Linked DNA regions of Homo sapiens: region 1 is linked to region 2. A link is an interaction called in ENCODE POLR2A ChIA-PET data of the cell type or tissue named here. Cell type or tissue: HCT116. All regions are shown on one strand. Region 1 overlaps MVB12B (multivesicular body subunit 12B). Region 2 has its middle 23 kb from the start of ZBTB43.

Region 1 (2,500 bases), 360 kb after region 2:
AGCAGAAATGTGCCAACATCCAATTTACAATTTCAAAAGCTTGCCCGTCTGTGGGAGAGTGAGGAAATAAAACTAAGGCGCCAATGTGGATGGGAATGGTAGCAGGAAATGATCATGAGCCTACAATTATTCACTATCTACTTTGTGCAGAGACTTCATTCCTGTCGACATGACTTGCCACAGACCCTCTAAATGGATAGTTTTGGGGAAATTTAGGACTTAAAAGAAATATATGAGCAATAACAACCACAAAAAAGTATATGAACAACAGAGAAATCAAGGGGCCCAGCTCTTCAGCTGCTCCATGCAATACTGATGTCCGGGACCAAACTTTCTTGTCCCTCGGGGCCTCAGATTTTGCCTGGCTTGCTCTGCAACTCAACCCCCGCCCCAGGTTCTCTTCCCTCGTTGGAGATGATTCTTTCTGCCCACCACCCCCCACCCCGCCAACTCCCACTTCGTCTCCAAACTTTGCAAGGTTGCTGTTTGCAAGGGTGCTGGCTTAGCTGTCTTCTCACTCTGTACACTTACACATCCCCGGCACACCAGCCCACCTTCCAGATTCTGCCTCTTGCCACTACTTACTTCCCCTCTCCTCCAGAAAGAGTGGAAGTCTTGTTAATCTCTGAACAGGCCTTGTTTTTCTCATGCCTAGGCCTGATTCTTTATCCATGCCACTCCCTCTTCCTAGGAATCTCCATTCTTCCTTACCGACTCTCCAAACTCCTATTCATACTTCAAGATCCCACCCAACCATGCCCTCTTTGGAAAAACCTTTCCTGGGCTTGCCCCAGACTGGATTGGATGCCTGAGTGTCTTCTCTCACCCCACTCCAGGTATCACAGTACACTTTGGTCATCTGATATAAACCTGTTCCCTAATGTGATTGTGACCTCCTCAAGAGCAGGGCCAAATATCATCAATTTTGTACTTCATTTTCTGGGACAATTTTTTGTCACAGGGTAGACAATTACTGACCATTTGTTGACCAAATCAAGTGTTGTAGTTGGCTCACTAAAACTCCTGGGTTTCTTTTTTGACATGAACTGCTGTTAGTCTCTATCATTTCATTTCTCCCTGTGTGTATTTTCCCAATTAATTAGGCTCCAGGGGTCTCTGTTTTATACCCTGAATCTCACCTCTCTCCATTATGGAGGAAACCAGGTATGGGTAAGAAGAAATCAGCAGCAGCAGCAACCAGGAATTTACAAGAAGGGAAAAAAAAGAAGGTTTCTGTTCATATATGATAGACAATGTGTGCCTGATGCAGCAAATGTGAAATTAAAAGAGGATTCAAGTCACAGGCTGACTGTATTTTCTGCAGAATAACTGCTCAGTAGGGATCTGCTGAATTGAAATCAGGTTACTGAATACTCCAGCTAAAGTAGCTGATGCAAGAGTGGGTAAGGGACAGCAGTCAGAGAGCAGCAGGTGAGAAGGCCCCCTGGGCAGAGAAAGCTTTAGGGAGAAGGGCTCCTCCCTACATGGCAAATAGCTTCCCCTGCATTTCTGCTTCCACTACTCCTGGACACAGGAAGCAGGGGACATGGGGACAGGACAGAAAGGCACATCAAGGCTTCCCATTAATGAGAATGAACAGTTTGGGCCCCAGGGACAGATTACCTGTGGTTAAACAGGACAAGTCACCTGCCGAAGGAGAAGTGGCCCAGGAGTGCTTTGGTGTCAGATTAGCCTGAAAGTGAGAGACAAGGATGAAGGCTCTGCCATCAGCTGGGTCTCTGGCGAGATGAGATTCCAGTTCCCCAGCGTGGGATGGAGCCCCACCTGCCAGGACCTGGGCTGGGGGTCCTCAATATATCACCCGGCCTCATCACCTCAACAACCTTTTTAGGTAGGAGTAATTATTCTCATTTAACAGAATAGGAAACTGAGGCTCTGAGAGGTAAAGCTGATGAAGGGAAAGCTAGGTATTAATGAAGAGGTCAGTCCATGTGTCCTCCGGAGGTGGTTATCGCTATGTTAGAGTTACCCCGATTCAGCTTCACTATCGGGTATATAAAATGAGACTACTCAATCAGGGCCACAGGGTCCCTCCTGAAGGCCCTTTTGAAATCAGTGATGCCAGGGACATGACATCTCTGCCGCTCACTAGCTCAGTGATCCCGACAGGTTACAGTGAACTATACAGAGCTGGATGACCAATGGCCCGATCGCACACCCAGGGAGGCAAACCAGTTGTAGTGGTTGAGGGCAGTGCCCCCGAGTCCGCTGGATGTGGGTCCAAATCCCAGCGCCAGCACCAGGGAGTCACATGGCCTTTGGCAGGGGTGTGTTGCCTCCCAGGGCACAGAGGGCCACCATGCAGGCAGGGTTGACAGCACGGAACCAGGCATGCGTGAGCACATGCAAGTACGCGAGCTTCAATCCTACTCCCACTCTCCCCATTCTTGCCACCCCGGCATTATTTTAGAGTCTGGCTCATGAGGGCCTCCATGCAGCACCACAGCAGAACCCACGGGGCCTTTCCTCTGCATCAGGA
Region 2 (2,500 bases):
TTGCAGTGAGCCAAGATTGCACCACTGCACTCCAGCCTATGCGACACAGTGAGACTCTGTCTCAAAAAACAAAACGAAACAAACCCCCAAAAAACCACAAATCTGCTCGTGTTCCTCCCTACCTCTCTTCTCTCCATGGTGCCCCATGCTCTAAAGCTATAGGTTCAAATCCAGTAGCCCCGGACCTTCTGCTGCAGTCTTATCTCAGGCCCTCCCCATTCTCACTCCTTTTCCCTCACACTGGCTTGCTTGCTTTCTCCTCTCTCCCTTGTTCTTTCTTTCTTTTTGTTTTGTTTTTTTTGAGATGGAGTCTTGCTCTGTCGCCCAGGCTGGAGTGCAGTGGTGTGATCTTGGCTCACTGCAACCTCCGCCTCCCAGGTTCAAGCAATTCTCCCGCCTCAGCCTCCCGAGTAGGTGGGATTACAGGTGCCTGCCACCACGGCCGGCTAATTTTTGTATTTTTAGTAGAAACAGGATTTCATCATGTTGGCCATGGTGGGGAGTGATCAAGGGAATCCTCTGGCTTTGGGGTTCTCTCACAGCCTGAGTGTTTTCATCTGTCAAATGAGCACGGCAGCAAGATCACAGCACCTGCAGTGATACAACAAATGTCAGTGATGTAGGCCAGTGCTTGGCACACAGTGAATGCAGGTGAGGGGGCCTCCGTGATTCCCAGGCCCCCATGAACCCCAGGCACACCCAGGTTATCATGCTGGGGTAGGTCCCCAGAGATCCGAGTCTGAGTCCTATTTCTCCCTAGACCCCGGGAGAATGACTGAGTGAACAATTAAAAATCTAAACTGTGTTTTTGGAATGTTTCTGGAAGCTCCAGGCCTGATTGTCCTGGAACCCCTCCTCTCTCTCCCTGCTCAGAACTCGAAATTGGTCTCTAGCTGGCCTCCGGGGGAGCGGCAGTTTAGCATACGGCCAGCAGATGGCGCTGAAAGCTAAGGGAAGACGCCCCCTCCCCTGGGGCTCCTCCCGTCCCCTCCCGTCCCCTCCCGTTTGCCAACTCCAGCTCCCAGGCTGCCCTTCCAGCAGGGGCGAGGCGCCCTCGGCCGTCTCCTGGGAACCCAGGCCCATTTTGGAGAAGCAGAAAGAAAGCCCAAAACCCTGCTGGGATTCCTGGTTGGGGCCTTACACCCCGGAGACCTCCCCGACCTCCGCTCCCTGGCCTCCCTCCCAGGAAATCACTTAATAAATAGGGCGCGAGGATCCCAAGTGAGAGGAGGTTTTCCTCGGAAGAGCCACTTCATCTGTGAACAAGGAACTATGAAACATCTAAGAGCAGTCTGTGACCTCCCCGTCCATCCTGTGTAAAATATGAAATAAGAGTTTTAATTACCAAGCTTGGAAGGCAGCCGACGTGTTTAATATTTAATGTCTCCGATGCTTGTGCCCCAGGCGTGCCAGCACTGACAGAATCGGGGTTTCCCTTGGGTTGGCTCTAAATGTGCTTGGAGAAGGGCCAGGCAGCCCCCTTCCCCATCACCTGGGAGCCTCTTGTAGCCCTGCCTGGACCCAGGCTCGCCCTGGTCCTCCCACTCCCTGAGGGACCCCTGCTAAGGGGGCCGGTCTCCCACCCTAAGACCAGGACCTGGAGCTCTATGAAGGCATCTAGTTCTCGACTCAGTCCAGCTCCTGGCAGGAGTGGAAGTCAATGAAGTCAGGCAGCGAGAACAAATAGAGGGGCCAGACCCATAGACCTGTTTTTCTGTTTGTTTGTTTGCTTTTTTTGTTTTTTTTTTTTTTTGAGACGGAGTCTCACCCTGTCACCTAGGCTGGAGTGCAATGGTGCAATTTCGGCTCACTGCAACCTCTGCCTCCCAGGTTCAAATGATTCTCCTGCCTCAGCCTCCTGAGTAGGTGGGATTACAGGCATCCGCCACCACACCTGGCTAATTTTTGTATTTTTAGTAGAGACTAAAAATGGTCAGGCTGGTCTTGAACTCCTGACCTCGTGATTCGCCCGCCTCGGCCTCCCAAAGTGCTGGGATTACAGGTGTGAGCCACCGCGCCCGGGCTTTTGTTTTTTGTTTTTGTTTTGTTTTGTTTTGTTTTGAGATGGAGTCTTGCTCTGTCACCCAGGCTGGAGTGCAGTGGTGCCCTCTTGGCTCACTGCAGCCCTGCCTCCCGGGTTCAAGCACTTCTCCTGCCTCAGCCTCCCGAATAGCTGGGATTACAGGTGAGCACCACCACGCCTGGCTAATCTTTGTATTTTTAGTAGAGATGGGGTTTCACCATGTTGGCCAGGCTGGTCTTGAACTCCTGACCTCAAGTGATCCGCCCACCTCGGCCTCCCGAAGTGCTAGGATTACAGGCATGAGCCACCGTGCCTGGCCCAAACCTGGGTTTGAATTCTGTTTTCCTGCAAGCTATCAGCCTCTCTGGGAATGACTTTTATTATCCATAAGGTGGAGAATGTATCTCCTATGTTATGGGTTGTTAATGGTAATAGATTGCCACTTTCGAGGCTTAGTATGTGCCTGGAGCCCTGCTA

Evidence for each region. Peaks named below come from ENCODE experiments on the same cell type or tissue, not always from the same donor. Only the 100,000 strongest peaks of a DNase experiment are listed, where the experiment ranks them.
Region 1: POLR2A ChIA-PET joins it to region 2 with 5 read pairs; 1 of 35 experiments calls an interaction of 5 or more read pairs at or near these places.

Annotation. Positions count from the first base shown.
Region 1 is chr9:126,416,110-126,418,609 of GRCh38, reverse strand. The region is part of intron 6 of MVB12B (multivesicular body subunit 12B); the gene reads right to left. Among named protein-coding and RNA genes, the nearest start is that of NRON, 6.9 kb to the right of the region's middle. RefSeq lists an enhancer at 2,330-2,500. In HCT116, no CTCF peak of the experiment used is centred here; a DNase peak (open chromatin) is centred at 1,409.
Region 2 is chr9:126,780,393-126,782,892 of GRCh38, reverse strand. No RefSeq gene overlaps it. Among named protein-coding and RNA genes, the nearest start is that of ZBTB43, 23 kb to the left of the region's middle. In HCT116, a CTCF peak has its summit at 917 (motif pointing right); a DNase peak (open chromatin) is centred at 952.